2 separate regions of the Homo sapiens genome follow, and region 2 is linked to region 1. A link is a loop called in an ENCODE intact Hi-C map of the cell type or tissue named here. Cell type or tissue: GM12878. All regions are shown on one strand. Each heading gives the region's core, and the rest is flanking DNA. Links, peaks and the distances in the headings are about the cores only.

Region 1 (10,672 bases), core at 1-8,000:
TGTGAGCCACCACGCCTGGCTGCCTATGCATTACTTTTACAATGACAATTATTAAGGATTCATAAAGTAATCTTGCATATTAATAACGAGGAAATATGGAGGGTAAAAAAATCTTTTTTCTTTTTTTTCCTGAGACAGGATCTGGCTCTGTCACCCAGGCTGGAGTGCAGTTGCATGATCTCAGCTCACTACAGACAGTTAAACAATCTTATGAGACATTTATATGATGTTTGGCAGAATACTACCAAGATTTACTGAGGGATATAAAATAGGACCTTGTTCCTGGATGGGAAGATTGTGTATTAGCCTGATTTCAGTTTCTGTCAATTGCATAATAGGTTTAATGCAACTGACTTAAAAGAGTGTTGTGTTTTTTGTTTTTGTTTTTGTTTTTCCTAAACTGGATAAACTTATTCTAACATTGGGGAAGGAACAGGCAGGCAACAACAGAAAAATATTTTTTGTTTTGCTTTGTTTTTTAAGACAGGGTCTTGCTCTGCCACTCAGGCTGGAGTGCAGTTGCGAAATCACAGCTCATTGCAGCCCCAACCTCCTGGCCTCAAGCGATCCTCCTGTCTCAGCCTCCTGAGTAGCTGGGACCATAGGTGTGCACTACCACAACTGGCTAATTTTTTTTTTTTTTTTTAGAGATGGGGGTCTCACTATGTTGCCCATGTTAAGTCTCAAACTCTTGGGCTCAAGTCATCTTCGTGCCTCAGCCTCCCAAAGTGCTGGGATTACAGGCATGAAGCCACTGCACCAAGCCTAAAAAAGTTTTTGAGGAAGGAGTAATACGTTTGAGATGAAAATAGTCTTAGGCATTGAAATGTGATAAAGTTACAATCACTAAACCTGTGTGCTGATGTAAGAAAAGACAGATCAGTGAAACAGAATCGACTGACCAGAAACAGATGCTTTTCTACAAAAATAATTTTAAAACCAGGCCTAATGTATCAATAGAGAAGCAGATAAAAATGCAATAAATGGGGTTGGGACAACTGATTATATTATTTCATATAAAGATCAATTTAGTTGTTTATGCCATATACCAAAATAAATTATCACTACATACAAATTTTTTTTTAAATTAAGAAGCCTTGCTCTGTCACTCAGGCTGGAGTGCAGTGATGCGATCTTGGCTCACTGAAACCTCCTCTGACTCCCGGGTTCAAGCAATTCTGTCTCAGCTTCCTGAGTAGCCAGGACTGCAGGCATGAGCCACTGTGTCTGGCCAATATTTTCAACCTATAGTGGAAATAGGGATTTTTGTGCTTAGAAATAAAACAGAAAAGGCCAGGCGTGTTGGCTGAAGCCTGTAATCCCAGCACTTTGGGAGGCCGAGGCGGGCAGATCACGACGTCAGGAGATCGAGACCATCCTGGCTAACACGGTGAAACCCCGTCTCTACTAAAAATACAAAAAAATTAGTCGGGCACGGTGGCGGGCACCTGTAGTCCCAGCTACTCGGGAGGCTGAGGCAGGAGAACGGCATGAACCTGGGAGGCGGAGTTTGCAGCGAGCCGAGATCATGCCACTGCACTCCAGCCTGGAAGACACAGCAAGACTCCATCTCAAAAAAAAAAAAAAAAAAAAAAAAAAAGAAATAGAAAAGTGACAAAGAAGAACACAATTAGGTTTGGTTACAAAAGTAAAATTATGTAAAAAACATTAATAAGCCAACAACAAACTTAGTTATATCTGCTACAAATATTCCTTTAGTTTGTTGCATCTTAGCATGATGGTACTTCAGCTGGATTAAAAAATTTTTTTGCCAGACACAGTGGCTCATGCCTGTATCCTAGCACTTTGGGAGGCCAAGGTAGGTGGATCACTTGAGCTCAGGAGTTTGAGACCAGCCTGGGCAACATAGCAAAATCCCATGACTACAAAAAAAATACAAATATTAGCCAGGTGTGGTGGTGCGTGCTTGTAGTCCCAGCTATTTGGGAGGCTGAGGCAAGAGAATCACTTGAGCCTGGGAGGTCGACACTGCAGTAAGCCATGATCACACTCCAGCCTGGGTGACAGAGCGAGACTCTTGTCTCAAAAAAAAAAAAAAAAAAAAAAAAAGGCAGAGCAAGGTGGCTCACACCTGTAATCCCAGCACTTTGGGAGGCCAAGCTGGGCAGATCATCTGAGGTCAGGAGTTCGAGAGCAGCCTGGCTAACATGGTGAAACCCTGTGTTAGCCTGGCATGATGGTGGGTGCCTGTAATTCTAGCTACTTGGAGGCTGAGCGGGAGAATCGCTTGAACCTGGGAGGTGGAGGCTGGAGTGAGCCAAGATCATGCCATTGCACTCCAGCCTGGGTGACAGAGAGAGATTTTGTCTCAAAAAAAAAAAAAAAAAACACTTTTTTCTCTTTTTATTACTTTCCTGAATTTTGTTTTTTATAATAAGCATGAATATTCAACTAATTGAATTAATTGAAAATACAATTTATTAGTGAAAAAAACAACAAATCTGACCTATGCAGAGAGGTGAGAAAAGCAAGCAGGAATTAAGGAAAGAGGAAGAGAAGGCCTGAGAAAAACCCAAATCTCTCAAAAAAGGCCATTTAAGGAAATATGTAGGAAATCAAAGTTCAAGGCTGTCTTGCTTCATTTAGATTATGGAGCCACTTTCCATCTGCTCCAAAACCAACACAGTGGTTAAGATGGTGCAGTGGTTTACCAGGGCGCAGGCAGCGAGAGTGTCCGTCCCTGCAGGTCCCTGCAGGGAAGAGTAATTTATCCCTGGCATTGTTTAGGATTGCCAGTGCAAGTGATTAGAAAAAACAAACCCACCTGGCCAAAGATTAGTTTCCTAAAACATTTTCTACAGACAATGCACCCCCTTCCTGCCTGGGCCTGGGAGAAACTCCCCTCACCCCACTGATCTGGAGACAGATAAACCCAGGCTCAAATTTCCCCGACGCCCTTTCTGAATAAAACAGAAGATCTATTAGTGCAACACATCCCATCACTAGGTTCAAAAGTAGGTCAAGGCGAACACTATGGTCAACTCAATAGGCGAAGCCCTGTAGCTAGAGGTTAGGTGAGAAAGCTCTGCAGCTCACCATCCCTTTCATTGTGTTTGTTTGTTTGTTTGTTTGTTTGTTTGAGGCGGAGTCTCACTTTGTCACCCAGGCTGGAGTGCAGTTGCTCGATCTCAGCTCACCTCAACCTCCACCTCCCCGGTTCAAGTGATTCTCCTGCCTCAGCCTCCCGAGTAGCTAGGATTACAGGCATGCGCCACCACACCTGGCTAATTTTTGTATGTTTAGTAGAGACGGGGTTTCACCATGTTGGCCAGGCTGGTCTCGAACTCCTGACCTCAAGTGATCCACCCACCTTGGCCTCCCAAAGTGTTGTGATTACAGGCGTCAGCCACCATGCCCATCCCTCACCATCCCTACCAAATCCCATCTGCACCACTAGTGTGATGTTGGGCACAGATATATAGGCTCTGTTAGCCTCAATTTCCCTGTCTGTAAACTGAAGAGAATAGCAGTTCCTCTTGTTATTGTGGAGTCTTGGTGAGGGTTCACTAGGGCAATGCACACGAAGCGATTTGCCAGGGCCATGCCATGGTGCCTCAATGAATGGGGGCTGCTGCTCTTGCTTCTGCAGACACATCCCTTAGTGTTGGGAAGGACAGAGTAGCAAGACCAGAGTGGAGGACAGGGAGAGCACGGCTGGAAGAACCCAGGGGCTTGTCAGGGAAAGTGGGGGCTGCAGGGGCCAGGGAGAAGTGAGGAGGGTAAAGGATGGATGCAGGAAGAGAGGGATATGATACACGAGAGAAGAGGCGAGACAGGTCAGGGAGGAGCTGAAGGACACTTCTGGGAAGCAGAGGGGGAGAAGGAAGTGGGCAGATGGGAACCCAGGTGATAGGGCTTGACCCAGGGACTGCAGGGCTCCCAGGGCCAGCCACTGGGCACCTGCTGGGGGTTCCTGAATGAGCTCCTGACTGTGAGAGATGCAAGGTATGGGGCCCACCCTGAGGCACTAACGGGGACTCCACACAGAGACACATGACAAAGAGCGGGTGAGCCACATCCTGGAGAGATCGAATCGGCCTGGAGGTTATGGGGAGAGGCCAGGCTGGAGCCTCATTTTGGAGAAAGAATGAAGGATAATTAGAGGGTCCAGCAGCTGCTGAGGCCTGAGGAGTGGGGGCGGGGCTGGATCTGGAGGGGACAGTGAGGGGGATGGTTGGGGAAAGCAGATCAGTTGTGGAGACAAGGGGAAGAGAAAAGGGGAGAGGTGGCAAAGGCCTGAGGAAGTGTTAGGGGCCAAAGAGAGAACTTAGGGGTCGTCAGAAGAAGTGGGGTCTGAGGTGCTGGGGACGATGTCACCAGTGATCATAAAAGCCTCACTGCGGTGGGCAAAGCGGGTGCCAGGGCAGCTGGACTCACCCTGGGTGATGGAGAGTTTGGTCCCCTCGATGGACTGCCACTGCTGCCTCCCTGAGCTCCGTGTGTCCAGCTCAACTCGGCAGAAATACACAGACTGGTCCTGCTTCTGCAGGTTGGAGATCCTGAGGAAGCCGCTCTTCTGACCCTCTGTCCAGTTCAGAAAGAGCCGGTTCACATAATCCTTGTGAATGGAAGGCGGCCTTGTGCTGTAGAAGGACTGCCTGTGGAAGTGGCCCCGTCTCCAGGATATTCTCACGTCGGGAGCTGTGGCTAACTCCCAGGGGTAATAGAAGGAGAAGGGGATTTCCACAGAGCCACCCATGGAGGCTGAGAGGTGTTTTGGTTGAGTGACCCCATAAAGGTAGCTTGGACCAGATCCTGTGGAGCCACCTAGAGGAGGGAGGGAGTGAGTAGGGGAGAGACCTTGAAACCACCTCAAGACACAAAGAGGGTGACCCCAGACCCTCCCGCACCTTCACCCACAGGCAGTCGTGTGACAGGTGGCTGGACTGACCTCTGGCCTGGGTCTCCCACTCTTCAGGCATGGGGGAGGGAGGAGGGGGAGAGGATGGGGTCACCCGCCCCTGTGGGACCCGCCCTTGTTTCCTGGTGGTGGGAGCCTGGGCCCTCCCCAAGATGTCCCACCTTTGTCTCGGGTTGGCCCCTCCTGTGGTTTGGGCAGAGCCCACATCTGGGTGGTCCTGGGTACTCACTAGGCTGCAGAAATGCTGGCGGCAGCAGCAAGGGCAGTAGGGGCAGCAGCAGGGGCCGACCCATGGCCTTGTTCTTCTCCAGGGGACGGGGAGACCAGCAGAGCCGTCCAGGCAGGAGAGGGGCCCTGTGGAGGGGCCGCCTGGGGGTTGAGGTGAGTGAGGAGAGCCGGGCTCAGGCTCCGAAGAGGGCTGTGGGGGCCAGGAGCCTTCCCCAAACCAGTGCACCTCCAGGGTGACCAGCACTTCCTTTATCCATCTGGCTTATTTTCCCCTATTGCAAAAGGGCCTCCCTTGTGGTCAGTGCCAAGTCAGCCCTGCCCAAAGGCCGCGGTCCCCGTCCTCCTGCCGAGGGGCTGGGCCTGACCTTGGGGGGCTGGGCCTGACCTTGGCTGGCTGGGCCCCTCCCACCTGGATCCCTGCAGACCCCACCTCACTCAGCCTCACTTCTCATCCTTCTCTCTGCCCAGGGCCAGCGCAGGCTCTTTCAGGGAGAGGAAAGGCAGGCCTGAATCTCTGTCCTTCTGCGCCCCAGATTCAGTCCTCAGAGAGGAGGAGAAGGAAGCCGGTGGAGGTCACAGGTGCTCAGCCCCCAGCCCAAGCAGAAGAGCCCCCAGCTTGTCCTCTGTCCCTCTCCCTCCCTGGCAGGGGCTCCCATGCAGTCCCCAGGCACCACCACGACCCAGCTGGCCTCTTCCTGCCCCAGGCCCTCTCTCGGTGCAGGCACCACGACCTTGCTCAAGGGGTGAGGGGGCTAATGGTCCCCTACACAGAGACTGGTCCTTCTGGAAGCCACCCCTTGACCCCCAAGACATGAGACTGGGTCTGCAGGCTCCCCTCTGACGTCCCGCCCTACACAGGAGGGGACAGGGCTCTGAGAAGCCCTGCCCCAGGCCACGTGACTTGCAGTAGTGGGTACAGGACTGGAGCCCCCTCAACCCAGATGTCTGGGCCTGGCTGAAGGGTGGAATCTCTGGGCCTCAACTTCTGAGTGCAGGACAGGAGGCTGTCCCTTCATACAGCCCCTCAGGTCATTCCCTCCACACACCTGAGCCCTTGGCTGATCCAGAAGCTTCCTTGGACACAGAAGAAAGTGAAGGCTCAGAGCAACACCCACCCCACACACAGTCCTGGGCCCATCTCTAACGGGGATCTGCCGGCCTTTGCCCGGGGGTGGTCACTGGAGCAGGGAGCTTTGGTGGTGCACAGGGCTCCCTCCGTAGGAGGCTCTGCCCACCCTCTCCAGGGTGAGGTGGCATCAGTTGAGGGGCCGTGGGGGAAGACAGGATTTCATCAGAGGAAGTGACATCAGCCTTCTTGAGACAGAAGCAGGCAGGGACGGGCCTCCCTTCTCTTAGTCTCTTCCCTGGTCCTAGTAGGCTCCTCTGTGCTTCCCAGGGCCAGCCAGGCCGGCCCGCCCTCCCTCCCTTTACAGGCCTGAGGAAACAGGTTCCCCATGCTCAGGAAACCCCTCCGTCTGAGCCAGGCCCTAAACACCTCATTCTCTGCTTCACAACATTCTGAGGTGACACATTATCTCCATTCAACCCACAGGGAAACTGAGGGACGGGGGCTTTGGGCTGAACTGGTCACAGCTGGAAAGATGGGCTGCAGAGAGGACAAGGGACCCCCTGGCTGTCTGGGCAGGGCCTCGAGAGGGTGGCCCGCCCCACCTGAGGACCTGGCTGAAAGGTCACCTGCTTACCAGGCTGTCCAATGTGGGGGCCACATAGAACTTATAGCCAACAGCCTCTGGGTAGCTCTGGAGGGCACATGCTGCCCAATGCTGCCACGTGCAGTCTCCTTAGATGCAACATGCATGTTTATGTCACTTTCAGGCCCTGGATCCAGCTGAACCCCCATGGGAGATTCCTTCTGTGTCAGGATTTCTGCTCTGGGATGGTGTGAGGTCTCCTGGATTTGTTCATCCTCCCTCCCCCAACAGCAGTGACAGAACCTGGGACTGAGCCTGGGGCTGTGGCTCTCTCACAGACAGGGCTTCTGAGAGGAGGAGGAGGGCCTGGAGGAGGGCATGATTCCAATGTGGGCAGAGCCTAAATGCAGCCCCTTAGTGCAGGTGCTCATGGGAGAGGCGTGGGAAGTCGTGTGTGGGGAGCAGGGGCAGGGAGGGGGTAAGTACCCTGCACCGCATTATGAGAACCACTGCTTGGATGTCCCCACATTCCCCCAACAAGTATCCTACTGTCCTCACTGGCCACATCCGTCCCTGCCCCCAGCCCCTCACCTCTCCTTGGCACCCACCGTTCCTGCTTTCCTCTGATCCCAATCGACATCCCATAGGCTTTGTGGAGTTCACAAGCCAACTGTAATATTCTCACAGTAATTCAAAGGACCTAGAATAGCCAAAAGGCCTTTACAAATGAAGAATGAAGGTGGAAGATTTATAATACCTGACTTCAAGACTTGCTGTAAAGCTTCTGTAATCAGGCTGTACTGTCCTCAAGGTACTAGAGTGTCCACAGACTGGAGTGTAGGGACGCGATCACCATCACTCCTGGGCTGAAGCAATTTGCTGACCTCAGCCTCCCAAGTAGTGAAGACCACAGGCACACACCACCACACACGGCTAATTTTTTTTTTTTTTTGAGAGATGGGGTCTCACTATGTTGTCTAGGCTGGTCTCAAGTTCCTGGGCTTAAGCAATCCTCCTGCCTCGGCCTCCCTCAGTGCTGGGATGACAGGTGTGAGCCACCTCACCAAGCCCCACTGGATTGCTGATATTCTGGCATCTTGGACCTCCAAGAGCAGAGAGAGGGACTGCCCCTGCCAGAGCCAGCCAGTTGTTAGAGCTAGCAAATGACCCCTCTGAGAGTGTCCCTTTTTTTTTCTGAAACAGTCTCACTCTGCTGCCAGGCTGGAGTGCAGTGGCACGGTCTCGGCTCACTGCAACCTCCACCCCTGGGTTCAAGCGATTCTCCTGCCTCAGCCTCCCAAGTTGCTGGGATTACAAGTGCGTGCCACCATGCCCAACTAATTTTTGTATTTTTAATAGAGACGGGGTTTCACCACGTTGGCCAAGATGGTCTCCATCTCCTGACCTTGTGATCTGCCCACCTCGGCCTCCCAAAGTGCTGGGATTACAGGCTTGAGCCACGGCTCCTGGCTGAGTGTGCCTTTCATATGCAAACCAGCTAATCCAGGGCCCCAACACTGAACCAGCTCTTCTAGCTGCCTCTCACCCTTCAGAAGGCAGTATTTCTCTGCCTTCATCATCCTGGGCCAGACACCAAATAACAAATGACAGCCTCTAATCCCCAGAGCCTGCTAACGTTATTCTAACTAGCCAATCCTAAACCTGCATACCCTTCCTTGCCTTTTCCAGGGAAAGCATAACAAAGGGTCTCACCCCTGTGTTCCCTTGGCTTCCTCTACTCCCTGAGGGACCCTGGTGCTTTCCCAAGTGGCCCTGCATGGCTGTGTCTCTCGTTTCTGGGGATCTGTGAGGATACACTGCTTCCCTTATGACCCTCATTTCCATGGCCATACCTGATGGAAAGAAATGGCAGGTGCATTTTGTTTTATTATTATTATTATTTTGAGACGGAGTCTCACTCTGTCGCCCAGGCTGCAGTGCAGTGGCACCATCTCGGCTCACTGCAACCTCTGCCTCCCAGGTTCAAGCGATTCTCCTGCCTCAGCCTCCCGAGTAACTGGGACTACAGGTGCCCACCACTATGCTCACCTAATTTTTGTAGTTTTAGCAGAGATGGGGTTTCACCATGTTGGCCAGGCTGGTCTTGAACTCCTTACCTCAGGTGATCCACCTGCCTAGGCCTCCCAAAGTTGCTGAGATTACAGGCATGAACCACCGCGCCCTGCCAGCAGGTGCATTTGATTTATTTTTATTTTTTGAGACGGAGTCTCGCTCTGTCACCCAGGCTGGAGTGCAATGGTACAATCTCGGCTCACTGCAACTTCCACTTCCTGAGTTCAAGTGATTCTCCTGCCTCAGCCTCCTGAGTAGCTGGGATTACAGGCACGTGCCACCATGCCCGCCCGGCTACTTTTTGTATTTTTAGTAGAGATGGAGCTTTGCTATGTTGTTCAGGCTGGTCTCGACCTCCTGACCTTGTGATCTGCCTGCCTCAGCCTCCCAAAGTGCTGGGATTACAGGTGTGAGACACTGTGCCTGGCCCAGCAGGCGCATTTTAAAAGAGCTTTTAACTCTCTGGACAATCCCAGGAGGTAGGCAGCATCTCTGTATGGTCCTCAATTTATACAGAAAGAAACGGAGGCCCTGAGGGTGGTTCTGAGCCTAGCCTGAGGTCACATGGCCCAGGAACGTCCACTGTGGCATCAGGTCTGAGCTTGGGGCCTGTGCGGCCAACCACTTCCCCATTCAGTGACATCAGCCAGCAGTCCTCTGGGCCTCTGTGACAACCATGCTTCCCTTTTCTGTGTTGTCTTCCTTCTGCACAGGGAGGTGCTTGAGGGCTGGGGCACTGGCTGGTGTAGCTTTGGGTCCTTGTCACCCAGTGCAGTGTGCCTGTCACCCAGGGCAGTTAGTGCTGACCAAATGCGTATGGAGAGGGTGGAGGCATCTTCAAGGGGTGGGGATCAGGTGACGATCATTTTCAGTAGAGATGGGGTTTCACCGTATTGGCCAGGTTTTTTGTTTTGTCTTTTTTTTTTGAGACAGGCTCTCTCTCTGTCACCCAGGCTGGAGTACAGTGGTGCAATCACAACTCACTGCAGCCTCAGTTGCCACCTGAGGGCTCAATTGATTCTCCCACCTCAGCCTCAAAATGTGCTGGGATTACAGTCATGAGCCACTGTGCCTGGCCCAATCATGCCTTTATAATGAAGCCCATAAAAACCCAAAAGGGATGCAGAGGGCTTCTGGATAACTGAACTCATGGAGCTTCCTAGAGGGTGCAGTGCCTAGAGAAGACACGGAAGCTTTGCACCCCTTCCCCCAGGCCTCCCTCTGTGTATCTCTTATATCTGGCTGTTCATAACTATCCTTTGTAATATCCTATATCTTTATTTTGAGACGGGGTCTCGCTATGTTGCCCAGGTTGGTCTCAAACTCCTGTGCTCAAGTGAACCTCCCCCCTCAACCTCCTGAAGCACAGAGATTACAGGCATGAGCCATGGCGCCAGGCCCTATAATATCCTTTATAAGGGGACACATGTAAGTAAAGGGCTTCCCTGAGTTCTAGGTACCATTCTAGAAAATTAATTGAACCCAAGGAGGGGATCATGGGAACCTCAATTTTTATAGCCCTGTGTCAGAAGCACAGGCACCACGTGAGCTTGCGACTGGCATCTGATGCTGGGGCAGCCTTGTGGAACTGAGCCCTCAACCCGTGCGATCACAGGAAGCAGCCAATTTGCTGTAGTAGCCGTGGCCAACACACTGTCTCTGACAGTGTTCTTGCCCCTGCCCACTCCTTCTTAACGATTCCCTCTCAGCCAGGCATGGTGGCTCACGCCTGTAATTGCAGCTATTTGGGAGACTGAGGCTGGAGGATTGCTTGAGCCCAGGAGTTTGAGACCAGCCTGGACAACTTGGTGAAACTCCAGTACCACTAAAAAATACA
Region 2 (12,836 bases), core at 2,450-10,449, 77 kb before region 1:
TATAAAAGTTAGCCGGGCATGGTGGTGCACGACTGTAGTCCCAGCTACTCAGGAGGCTGAGGTGGGAGCATCACTTGAACTTGGGAGGTGGAGGTTGCAGTGAGCTGAGATTATGCCACTGCACTCCAGCCTGGGTGACAGAGTGAGACCTTGTCTCAAAAAAAAAAAAAAAAAAAAGGCCAGGCATGGTGGCTCACGCCTGTAATCCCAGCACTTTGGGAGGCCGAGGCCGGCTGATCACTTGAGGTCAGGAGTTCGAGACCAGCCTGGCCAACATGGTGAAACCCCTTCTCTACTAAAACTACAAAAATTAGCTGGGCGTGATAGCGAGCACCTGTAATCCCAGCTACTCAGGAGCCTGAGGCAGAAGAATCGCTTAAACCCAGGAGGTGGAGGATGCAGTGAGCTGAGATCATGCCACTGTACTCCAGCCTGGGTGATAGAGCAAGACTCCATCTCAAAACAACAAAAAAAAGAAGAATAGAACTGATGGGCCAGGTGTGATGCCTCACGCCTGTAATCCCCAACACTTTGGGAAGCCAAGGCAGGAAGATCTCTTGAGCCCAGGAGTTCGAGACCAGCCTGGGCAACATAGCAAGACCCCGTCTCATTAAAAAAAAAAAAAAGGATAGAAATGACAAACATTTGATGCAACCTGAGAAGGCTTTCTGGAGGAGGTGATGTATGAGTTGGGCTGATGGGAGAGGTGGAATCAGGGAGCCCTTTGCTGTTTATCTATGGGTCGTTCTAGCGGCAGTTTCTCCCTAGACCCAGCTATTTACGCATGCACATCTTCTCTTTCTCTTACAGTCATCAGTGAGTTCTGCCTCAGTCAGCTCCCAAGTGAGGACGCAGTCACCTTTGAAGACTCCGGAGGCTGAGTTGCTGTGGGAGGTGTACCTGGTGCTGTGGGCCGTTCGGAAACACCTGCGCCGGCTGTACCGCAGGCAGGAGAGGCACAGACGGCACCACGTCCGATGCCATGCTGCCCCCCGACCCAACCCGGCTCAGTCCCTGAAACTGGATGCCCAAAGTCCCCTCTAGGGGGAACCCCAGACCCTTAGAGAGTCCTGACCTCACTCTTACCTGGGGTCCCATATCAGCCCCTTCATTCCATGTATTCCAGTTGTAAAACAAGTATCAAAATATTGGGAAATAAATATCAGATAGTTCTGAGTCAGTATGGAGTGTGTTTGTGGACGGCGGGAGGGGATGAGAGGAGTTTGGGTGGGTCAGGGAGAGACCCCTAAGGTGAGGGCCTAAATCCCAGTAGGGGTCACCTGTGGGTCTATTTGGGGGGAAGCATGGTCAGCACGTTTCTGCTCTGGGTCCCACCCCCTTCTTGGGGCCAAAATGCCTGTTTGTAACTCCACCTTTCCTTATAAGGACGGTAACAGCTGCCATTCACCAAGGACCCAGTCCCGTCAGCTGCTGTCCTTAGCGATCCTACAAGAAAGGTATTTAGGGTGGATTACGGGACTTGTCCAAGGCTCAGCAAAGGAGGCCTTGCTGGAAACTGCCAGCTCCCAGGGGTAGCCCACTACCCTGCCTCTCTGGTGCTGAAGGGCTTTGCCATGGGCTTGGCTGTGGAGAGTTGTGCGTCTGCAGACGCACATGGGGGCTGTGGGAGATGCATCCACGTGCTGTGAAGGAACTCCAGCCCCGCTGCCTGCTGCCCGCGCCTCACCAAGAGCTGAAACTACACCTCCAGGGGGCTCTACAGGGACCATGCTCACGGCAGGGCCGGGTGAAGGCTGCAGCCTAGGAGCTGGGTGAGGGATTTGGCCTGGCACCGTGGGAATAAGGACCTAGAGGGAGGCTGTGGCAATTTGGAAGGAGGTTGGAGGGCAACGGAGACAACAAGAAGGGAGACCCAGCAGCCTCAGGTCCCCTCTCGGAGTAGCCAAGCCACATGAAGGTGCAGAGGTGGCTCTCCAGGAAAAAGCAGGGTTGTTTCACAAAAGCAACAGCAAGGCCGGGCACGGTGACTCATGCCTATAATCCCAGCACCTTGGGAGACTGAGGCGGGAGGATTGCTTGAGCTCAGGAGTTTGAGACCAGCCTGGGCAACATAACAAGACCTTATCTCTTAAAACATCTTTTTCACATGGTGAAACCCCGTTTCTACTAAAAATACAAAAAATTAGCTGGGTGTGGTGGCATGTGTCTATAATCCCAGCTACTTGGGAGGCTGAGACAGAATAATTTGAACCCGGGAGGCAGAGGTTGCAATGAGGTGAGATTGCACCAGTGCACTCCAGCCTGGGCAACAGAGTGAGACTCTATCTCAGAAAAAAAAAAAAAAAGAAAGAGAAAAGAAAGGTCATGTAGCTTTCATTCTGCACATGTTACACAGCAGGTGTTCAACACATGAGTTAAGTGACTTCACTGGGAATCAGTCCTGAGTGAAGCCTAAAGTCAAAGCCTGCTTTCAGGTTTTCAGGCGGGGCCTCAAAACAGACTAATAAAGAGCAGCTCATGTCTGGAGTTTTCAATCACCAATTATTCATCACGTCTCTATTATCTGCCAGGAACCCTTCTGGGGGTGAATGGTGTTGGTGCAGGATCTGAGTCCCAGGAAGCCCTGAGATTTAATGGGTCCTGAGGTTTGGAGTAGTACCTAGCTGTCTAACATCCGGGATCAGCCCCTCCGAGTCTTTAGAGATGAGCTCCTCATCGCTGGGGACCTGAGGTTTCAGTGAGAGGAGGGGAGGGGAGAGTAGGACGAAGCTGGGCCTCTGAGGGTCACTGGTAAAATAGCCTTGCAAGTAGCTACAGGCCCAGGAGCTCATCCAGGCTTGACGCTGTGGGCTTGTGGAAAGGAATACTGCTCTCGTTTGTCTTTGGCTTCTTCAGCTCTTGGGAGTGGAAGGGAAATTAAGGAAGGTGGGTTCAGCCAGCAACCAAGGCACATCCCATCACTCTCTCCTTCCCCAGATCTGGAGCCCTGTCTAGGCTTGGCTGAGCAGGCACAGGCAGACTTGTGGGAGAGGAAGGAAAGGGGTGGGCAGAAGGAAGCTGCCTCTTGATGACAGTTTTTTTGTGTGTTTTTTTGAGATGGAGTCTCACTCTATCGCCAAGGCTGGAGTGCAGTGGTGTGATCTCGGCTCATTGCAACCTCCGCCCGTGGGGTTCAAGTGGTTCTCCTGCCTCAGCCTCTGGAGTAGCTGGGATTACAGGTGCTTGCCACCACACCCATGTAACCGTTTTTGTTTTTTGGTTTTTTTTTTTTTTTTTTTGAGACAGAGTCTCACTCTGTCACCCAGGCTGTAGTGCAGTGGCATGATCTCCGCTGACGGCAAGCTCCGCCTCCCGGGTTCACACCATTCTCCTGCCTCAGCCTCCTGAGTAGCTGGGATTACAGGTACATGCCACCACGCCCGGCTAATTTTTTTTCGTATTTTTAGTAGAGAACGGGGTTTCACCATGTTAGCCAGGATCGTCTTGATCTCCTGACCTCGTGATCCGCCTGCCTTGGCCTCCCAAAGTGCTGGGATTACAGGCATGAGCCACCGCGCCTGGCCACACCCGGCTAACTTTTGTATTTTTAGTAGAGACAGGGTCTCACCATGTTGTCCAGGCTGGTCTTGCACTCCTGACCTCAGATGATCCACCTGTCTCAGCTCCCCGAAGTGCTAGGATTACAGGCGTGAGCCACTGCACCCGGCCAGTGGTTTTTGTTTTTTAGAGACAGGGTCTGGCTCTGTTGCCCAGGCTGGAGGGCAGTGGCGCAATCATGGCTCACTGCAGCCTCCAACTCCTGGACTCAAGCGATCCTCCCACCACAGCCTCCCGAATAGCTGAAACTACAGGTGTATGCCACCATGCCCAGCTAATTCTTTTTTAATATTTGTGGCGATGGGTTCTAGCTATGTTGCCCAGTCTGGTCTCAAACTCCTGGCCTCAAGCAATCCTCCTACCTCGGCCTCCCAAAGTGCTGGGATTACAGGTGTGAACCACTGCACCCAGCTAGGAATGTCATTTTGGAAGTGATAAAGAATACCATGTGCAGGAAGTAGTAGGAGGAGCCCTTGATGCGGAGTCAAGAGACCTTGGTCCTAGTCTCAATATTGCTACTACTTTGCTGTACGACTCTTATTTTTATTTTTTATTTATTTTTGAGACAGAGTCTCGCTCAGTTGGCCAGACAGGAGGACAGTGGCACAATCATAGCTCACTATAGCCTCCATCTCCTGGTCAATCCTCCTGCTTCTGCCTCCCAAAGGGCTGGGATCGCAGGCACTTGGTGATTTTTGAGAGTCACTTTCCTTCACTGAGACTCAAGCTCCTTAAATAAAATGATGACTTGATGGCTGGGCACAGTGGCTCACACCTGTAATCCCAGCACTTTGGGAGGCTGAGGTGGGTGGATCACCTGACGTCAGGAGTTCGAGACCAGCCTGGCTAACATGACGAAACCCTCTACTAAAAATACAAAAATTGGCTGGGCATGGTGGCTCACGCCTGTAATCCCAGCACTTTGGGAGGCCGAGGTGGGAGGATCACGAGGTCAGGAGATCGAGACCATCCTGGCTAACACGGTGAAACCCCGTCTCTACTAAAAATACAAAAAATTAGCTGGGCGTGGTAGCCGGCACCTGTAGCCCTAGCTACTTGGAAGGCTGAGGCAGGAGAATGGTGTCAACCTGGGAGGCGGAGCTTGCAGTGAGCTGAGATCTTGCCACTGCACTCTGGTCTGGGTGACAGAGTGAGACTCCATCTCAAAAAAAGAAAAAAAAATTAGCTGGGCATGGTGGCGCGCACCTGTCATCCCAGCTACTCGGGAGGCTGAGACAGGAGAATTGCTTGAACCTGGGAGGCAGAGGTTGCAGTGAGCTGAGATCACGCCACTGAACTCCAGCCTGGGCGATAGAATCAGACTCTGTCTTCAAAAAATAAAAATAAAAATAACAAACTTCCTCAGGCTTCAGGGAGTGTTGAGTTAACCTGCAGAAACAAGGTAAGTTCCTGGGAGGTGCTAACTAGCAGTTGCCGGAGACAGAACCAGCCCAGCCTTTGGGCTCACAAAGACCAGGTTCAAATTCTGCCTTTCCTGGCTGTGTGACCTTCAGCAAGTGAATTAACCTGTCTGAATCTCTGTCTCAAAAGCAAGGCTCTGTCTCAAGAAAAAAAAAAAAGGAAAATAAATGAAATAGTTATTAGAGTGTGGTCCTGGACCAGAGCATCGCATTCCCCAGAGAGTAGTAGAAATTCAAACTCCAGGCCCTGCACCGCAGACCTACTGAATCAAAAACCCTAGGATGGGGGCCAGCAATCTGTTTGAACACGCCTGCTGAAGTTTGGGAATCACTGCCACACTGCATGGGAATGTAGACTGTTGGGATTCTGAAGCTTAGGACATATCACAATCTCCTGAGAGCTTGTTAAAAACACAGATTCCAGGCCGGGCATGGTGGCTCACACCTGTAATCCCAGCACTTTGGGAGGCTGAGGCAGGTGGATCACGAGGTCAGGAGATGGAGACCATTCTGGCTAACGCAGTGAAACCCCGTCTCTACTAAAAATACGAAAAATTAGCCAGGCGTGGCGGCACTCACCTGTAGTCCCAGCTACTTGGGAGGCTGAGGCAGGAGAATTGCTTGAACCCGGGAGGTAGAGGTTGTAGTGAGTGGAGATTGCACCACTGCACTCCAGCCCGGTGACAGGGCGAGACTCTGTCTCAAAAAAATAAAACAAAAACAAAAAATAAAATAAGAAAAAAAAAACACAGATTCCAGGCCATGAACGGTGGCTCACGCCTGTAATCTCAGCACTTTGGGAGGCCAAGGCGGGTGGATCACCTGAGGTCAGGAGTTCAAGACCAGCCTGGTCAACATGGTGAAACCCTGTCTCTACAAAAATATAAAAATTAGCTGGGCATGATGGCAGGTGCCTGTAATCTCACCTATCTGGGAGGCTGAGGCAGGAGAATCGCTTGAACCTGGGAGGCAGAGGTTGCAGTGAGCCGAGATCAAGCCACTGCACTCCAGCCTGGGCAGCAGAGCAAGACTCCGTCTGAAAAAAAAAAAAAAACCCACAGATTCCAACTGGGTGTGGTGGCTCATGCCTGTAATCTTAGCACTTTGGGAGTCCAAGGTGGCAGGATCACTTGAGCCCAGGAGTTTGAGGCCAGCCTGGGCTACATAGCCAGACCCCATCTCTACAAAACAAACAGACAAAAAAGAAAAGTAGCTGCTGGTGGTGGTGGTATGTGCCTGTGGTCCCAGCTGCTCGGGAGGCTGAGGTGGAGGATGGCTTGAGCCCAGGAGTTTGAGGCTGCAGTGAACCATGATGATGCCGCTGCACTCCAGCCTGGGCAACAGAGCGAGAGCCTGTCTCAAACCAGACAAGACAAAACAAAACAAAAACCAGATTTTTGGCCTCAAAGTCAGAAACTGAGGTGGGGTCTGGGAATCCTTTTTTTTTTTTTTTTTTTGAGATGGGGTCTCACTCTGTTGCCCAAGCTGGAGTGCAGTGGCACAATCTCGGCTCACTGCAACCTCCGCCTCCCGGGTTCAAGCGATTCTCCTGCCTCAGCCTCCAGAGTAGCTGGGATTACAGGCGTGCACCACCACGCCCGGCTAATTTTTATATTTTTAGTAGAGACGGGGTTTCACCATGTTGGCCAGGCTGGTCTCGAACTCTTGACCTCGGGTGATCTGACCACTTCGGCCTCCCAAAGTGTTGGGATTACAGGCATGAGCCACCACGCCCGCTGGAATCGATATTTTAACCGGAGATGAGTTTTATTGGGGTGGGGGGTGCCCCGGAGGCTGCACTGCGGGGAGATCACAGAAGGCACCTTGGGGTATTGGAGACTCTGGCCTGGGGGACTGAGGACTCCCCTTGGGTGGAGGAGGGGAGATGCAGCTGGAGAGAGGACACCTGGACACCTGCCCAATCCAGTGACGTCAGCCTCGTCTGCTGTCAGAAGGGGGCGGGGCCTCGGGGGCGGAGTCTCTCCCGCCTCAGCCCTCGGTCTAGTCTGGCCACCTTCCCAGTCTGGTGGGTGCAGGTGGGGAGAAGCCTGGGTCTGGGGGCAACAAGCGCGGGTAAGACCTGTAGGGGGCCAGCTAGGGACGCCAGCGGGGGCCGGGTGGTCGGGCGTGGCGGCCGCGGCGAAGCTGGGGGACTTGAACAGCCTGTCTCGTCTTGGTCCTGACCTCCAGGTGGCGCCGCGGTGCGCGGACCGGCGTTAAGGTCGCGTCGCCCTTGGCCTCTGGCTGGGGAAGCCCCTACGGCCTAATGGGGGTGGTGGAGGAACTGCTAGAGGGGCTCTAGGCCATAGCCGGGAACAGAGAGACCTCCCTATGTGAGCCCCCGGAGACCCTGACCGCGGGCTCTGCCGCTCCTCCCAGCACCCCTACGACATTAGCCGATGGGGGAGCCGACATTAGCGGATGGATTCTTAAACACTAAAGGGTCTCCAGAGCATAAAATGGGCACTGGTGACACTGCTTCCACGGGACGGTTAGTTTCTAGTGAAAACAGCTTCTCCACTGCGCATGATGGCTCATGTCTGTAATCCTGACATTTCGGGAGGCCAAGGTAGGGAGAACTGCTTGAGCCCAGGAGTTCAAGACCAGCCTGGGCAATATAGTGAGACCCCATCTGTCGCTTTTTTTTTTTTTTTTGAGACGGAGTCTTGCTCTGTCGCCCAGGATGGAATGCGGTGGCGCGATCTCGGCTCATTGCAACCTCCACCTCCCAGGTTCAAGCGATTGTCGTGCCTCAGCCTCCCGAGTAGCTGAGATTACAGGCATGTGCCACCACGCCCAGCTCATTTTTTTGTATTTTTAGTAGAGAGATGGGGTTTCACCATGTTGGCCAGGCTGGTCTGGAACTCCTGACCTTAAATAATCCACCTGCTTTGGCCTCCCAAAGTGCTGGGGTTACAGGCGTGAGCCACTGCGCCCAACCATGAGACCCTATTTCTAAAAAAAATAATTTTAGGCCGGGTGCGGTAGCTCACGCCGGTAATCCCAGCACTTTGGGAGGCGGAGGAGGGTGGATCACCTGAGATCAGGAGTTCCTGACCAACCTGGCCAACATGGTGAAACCCTGTCTCTACTAAAAATACAAAAATCAGCCGGGCATGGTAGTGGGCGCCTGTAATCGCAGCTACTAAGGAGGCTGAGGCAGGAGAATCGCTTGAAACCGGGAGGCAAAGGTTACAGTGAGCCGAGATTGCGCCACTGCACTCCGCCTGGGCAACAGAATGAGACTCCGTCTCAAAAAAAAAAAAAAAGAAAAGAAAAGAAAAGAAAAAATAAATAATAATTAAATTAACTGGCCATAGTGCCATGCACCTAAAAGTCCCAGCTACTTGGGAGGCTGAGGTGGGAGAATTGCTTGAGTCCAGGAGTTAGAGGCTGCAGTGAGCTGTGATTGCATCACTGCACTCCAGCCTGGTTAACAGAGCAAGACCTTGTCTCAAAACAAAACAAAATTCAACAAAACAAATCCTGCCTCATCCGATTCTTGGCCAGGACACACTGGTGTGGAAACCCTCCTTCCCCACCAAGTTCGCATCCTGCCCGGCCCCCCGGGTTCCACCTGCAGCCACTCTATCCCTCTAGCCCAGAACTAACCCAGCCTCCACCCCTTGTCGTCCCTTTGTTTTCAGGATAACCTGAAATCCTAGCACTTTTGGAATAAACCTGTAATCCTAGCACTTTGGGAGTCCAAGGTGGCAGGATCGCTTGAGCCCAGGAGTTTGAAGCCAGCCTGGGCTACATAGCCAGACCTCATCTCTACAAAACACTCCCTGTGCCCTGGCCTTTCCTCAGCCTGGGGGCCAGTAGAAAAAGTGTGGGGCATTTCGAGGTTTTTCTCAGGTTGAAGGACTGGCAAGGTGTGTCTGTGGTAGTAACTTGTGGGGAAGGGACTGGGCCCTGATTCTCAGGGCTCTGCTTTGAGCCTAGGCTATATTTTATTTAATTTTAATATTTATTTATTTGTTTGTTTTGTTTTGTTTTTAGTTGTTTGAGAAGGAGTTTCGCTCTTGTTGCCCAGGCTGGAGTGCAGTGGCGTGATCTCGGCTCATTGCAACCTCTGCCTCCCAGGTTCAAGCGATTCTCCTGCCTCAGCCTCCCGAGTACCTGTGATTACAGGCATCTGCCACCACACTCCGCTAATTTTTGTATTTTTAGTGGAGACGGGGTTTCACCATGTTGGCAAGGCTGGTCTCAAACTCCTGATCTCAGGTGATCTACCACCTTAGTTAGCCTCCCAAAGTGCTGGGATTACAGGCATGAGCCACCGGGCCCGGCCTTATTTATTTTATTTATTTTTATTTATTTTTTTTGAGACAGAGTCTCACTCTGTCGCCCAGGCTGGAGTGCAGTGGTGAAATCTTGACTCACTGCAACCTCTGCCTCCCAGGTTCAAGCGATTCTCCTATCTCACCCTCCTGAGTAGCTGGGACTACAGGCGCACGCCACCACACCTGGCTAATGTTTGTATTTTTAGCAGAGATGGGGTTTCACCATATTGGTTAGGCTGGTCTCGAACTCCTGACCTCAGGTGATCCATCCGCCTCTGCCTCCTAGAGTGCTGGGATTACAGGCGTGAGCCACCACGCCCGGCCATAATTTATTTTATTTTTGAGACAGTGTCTTGCATGTCACCCAGGCTGGAGTGCAGTGGTGCAATCACAGCTCCCTGCAACTTCTGCTTCCCGGGGTCAAGCGATCCTCCCATCTCAGCCTCCCAGGTAGCTGGGACTACAGGCATGTGCCATCAAGCCTGGCTAATTTTCTGTATTTTTGGAAGAGATGGGGCTGGTCTCGAACTCTTGAGCTCAAGTGATCTGCCTGCCTCAGCCTCCCAAAGTGTTGGGATTAAAGGCGTGAGCCACCGTGCCTGGCCTTAAGCTTCTTTTCTTCTTTTTTTTTTTTTTCCTTGAGACGGCATTTCACTCTTGTTGCCCAGGCTGGAGTGCAATGGTGCAATCTCGGCTCACCACAACCTCCACCTCCTGGGTTCAAGCGATTCTCCTGCCTCGGCCTCCCAAGTAGCTGGGATTACAGGCATGCGCCATCACAATGGGCTAATTTTGTATTTTTAGTAGAGATGGGGTTTCTCCATGTTGGTCAGGCTGATCTTGAACTCCCGACCTCAGGTGATGTGCCCACGTCAGCCTTCCGAAGTGCTGGGATTACAGGTGTGAGCCACCACGCCTGGCTCTTTTCTTCTTTTTTGAGACGGGGTCTCACTGTGTTGCCCAGGCTGGTCTTGAACTGCTGGCCTCAAGTGATCCTCCCAGGTCAGCCTCCCAAAGCATTGGGATAACAGGTATGAGCCACCACACCAGCCTCAGCCTAGTCTTCAGTCTCCTGAAGCTCAGTGTCAAAGGCCTCAGCTTTTTTTTTTTTTTTTTTTTGAGAGAGAGTCTTGCTCTGTTGCCAGGCTGGAGTGCAGTGGCGCGATCTCGGATCACTGCAACCTCTGCCTCCTGGATTCAAGCAATTCTCCTGCCTCAGCCTCCCGAGTAGCTGGGACTACAGGCGCCCACCACCACGCCCGGCTAATTTTTTTGTATTTTTAGTAGAGACAGGGTTTCACTGTGTTAGCCAGGATAGTCTCGATCTCCTGACCTCGTGATCCGCCCGCCTTGGCCTCCCAAAGTGCTGGAATTACAGGTGTGAGCCACCACACCCGGCTCCAGCCTCAGCTTCTTTTTTTTTTTTCCTCTCTCTTCTTTTTTTTTTTTTTTTTTTTTGGAGACGTAGTCTCGCTCTGTCGCCCAGGCTGGGGTGCAGTGGCGCGATCTTGGCTCACTGGAAGCTCTGCCTCCCGGGTTCATGCCATTCTCCTGCCTCAGCCTTCTGGGTAGCTGGGACCACAGGTGCCCGCCACCATGCCCAGCTAATTTTTTGGTATTTTTTAGTAGAGATGGGGTTTCACCGTGTTAGCCAGGATGGTCTCGATCTCCTGACCTTGTGATCCGCCCGCCTCAGCCTCCCAAAGTGCTGGGATTATAGGCGTCAGCCACCATGCCTGGCCATCCCAGCCTCAGCTTCTTGAGCATGCATGCTTCCTGGCTGCCATGGCAACTCGACACTTGCGGATCATGATGGCTGACCAACTGTGTGGCCACCCCCGGAGCTTATGAGGTCTGAGGCCACTGAATGGGCCTTGCTGGACATAGTCCCTCCCCACCAGCTCCTTCACACAACAAGACCTCCCCTAACCATGGTACCCCATCTAGTTCCCCACACAGATGGACCCCGCTCCCATACCAGGGCTTCTGACTCTCCACCTGTCTCACACCACCTGACCTCTCTCCTCCTGCCTCTGCCCTTGTTTCCCTTGGCAACTCTCTGGGCCTGTAGAGGCTCTCTCAGGGGAAGATAGTCCTTCATGACCAAATCCTTCCCTCGTGGGTCCCCAGACCCTCTGATTCCAGCCCCCCAGAGATGGGGATACTGCCAAGGTGAAGGTTTCGGGGAAGACCCTCAGGGAGGTTCAGCTGTGTTTGTTTCCTGTGACTGCTGAAATTGTACAGATTGCCACATACTACATCCTAGACCTCCTGAATTCTGATTTGGGGATCAGGAAGGAGGTTGCTGGGAAGCAGAGGTGAGTCATGACCCAGGCTGGTGGGGCCCCATCAGGGAGGTTAAGTCTCTTTTTTAAAATTTAATTTAATTTATTTATTTTTGTAGAGACAGAGTCTCTCTATGTTGCCCAGGCTGGTTTCAAACTCCTGGCCTCAAGTGATCCTTCTTCCTTGGGCTCTCTTAAGTGCTGGGATTACAGGTGTGAGCTATGGTACCCATTGCCCTCTAGAGGAAGGCAGGCCCAGCCTGCAATCCCAGCATTTTGGAAGGCCAGGTCAGAGGATTGCTTGAGCCCAGGAGTTTGAGACCAGCCCGGGTAACATGGCAAGACCCTGCCTCTACAAAAAAAAAAAAAAAAAAAAAAAAATTACCTGGGTGTGGTGGCATGTGCCTGTAGTCCCAAGCTACTCAGGAGGCTGAGGTGGGAGGATCGCTTAATCCCCAGAGGTCAAGGCTGCAGTGAGCCATGATCGTGCCACTGCACTCCAGCCTGGGTGACAGAGCGAGACCCTGTCTCCAAGAAAAAAATAAAACTTGAAAAAAAAAAAATCTAGAGGAAGGCAAAGGGTCTGGAGGGCATCGTGAGCAACACTCACCTGGTCAGTGAAGCTGAGCAAAACTGCCCTGCTCAGACCTGAACTGGCCTGAGACAGAGACAGAAAGGGGCAGGCAGTCTGGGCATGGTGGCTCACACCTGTAATCCCAGGATTTTGGGAGGCTGAGGCAGGCGGATCACCTGAGGTCAGGAGTTCAAGACCAGCCTGGCCAACTTGGCGAAACCCTGTCTCTAATAAAAATACATAAATTAACTAGGTGTGGTGGCGTACACCTATATAGTCCCAGCTACTTGGGAGACTGGGGCAGAAGAATCACTTGAACTGGGAAGCAGAGGTTGCAGTGAGCTGAGATTGTGCCACTGCACTCCAGCACTCTAGCCTGGGAGACACAGTGAGACTCTGTCTCAAAAAAAAAGAAAGGGCAGTCTCAGACTCCCAGAGAGGAGAACAGCAAGTTTCTGTTCCACCTACTTCCTTCAAGGGCTTCTTCCTCCAGGAAGCCTTCCCATCCTCCAGGCTGAGCTGACCTACCCTTCACAGAGCTGGGGCTGGTGTTTAATCTGCACAGGCTGCATGAAGTTTTGCATCCTCTTTCCTGGAGCCTGGCCTGGCCTGGATGTTAGAGTTCATGCTGCACCCTGGGAGGGTGAAAGCTGGCCCCACTCAGAGCTGTCCATGCCACTCCCAGGCCCCAGCAAATAGCAGGTGTCAGTGA

Evidence for each region. Peaks named below come from ENCODE experiments on the same cell type or tissue, not always from the same donor. Only the 100,000 strongest peaks of a DNase experiment are listed, where the experiment ranks them.
Region 2: it touches region 1 in a loop (4-fold over the local background); 2 of 110 quality-filtered maps call a loop at or near these places.

Annotation. Positions count from the first base shown.
Region 1 is chr7:100,368,160-100,378,831 of GRCh38, reverse strand. PILRA (paired immunoglobin like type 2 receptor alpha) reads right to left here and starts at 5,345. Exons shown (of 7, transcript NM_013439.3): 1 at 5,112-5,345; 2 at 4,399-4,788. The coding sequence starts at 5,175. RefSeq lists enhancers at 4,614-4,673, 7,677-8,428. In GM12878, for the core only: a CTCF peak has its summit at 4,816 (motif pointing left); a DNase peak (open chromatin) is centred at 4,673; H3K4me3 peaks cover 2,175 bases; H3K27ac peaks cover 1,197 bases.
Region 2 is chr7:100,444,960-100,457,795 of GRCh38, reverse strand. TSC22D4-C7ORF61 (TSC22D4-C7orf61 readthrough) reads left to right here. Exons shown (of 6, transcript NM_001395846.1): 6 at 811-1,176. The coding sequence ends at 1,044. It overlaps SPACDR (sperm acrosome developmental regulator), which reads left to right. Exons shown (of 3, transcript NM_001004323.3): 3 at 811-1,176. The coding sequence ends at 1,044. Among named protein-coding and RNA genes, the nearest start is that of SPACDR, 13 kb to the left of the region's middle. RefSeq lists silencers at 532-694, 6,907-7,006, enhancers at 10,820-11,320, 12,524-12,683, 12,594-12,836 and a cis regulatory region at 12,625-12,836. In GM12878, for the core only: a CTCF peak has its summit at 7,162 (motif pointing right); no DNase peak of the experiment used is centred there; H3K4me3 peaks cover 925 bases; H3K27ac peaks cover 753 bases.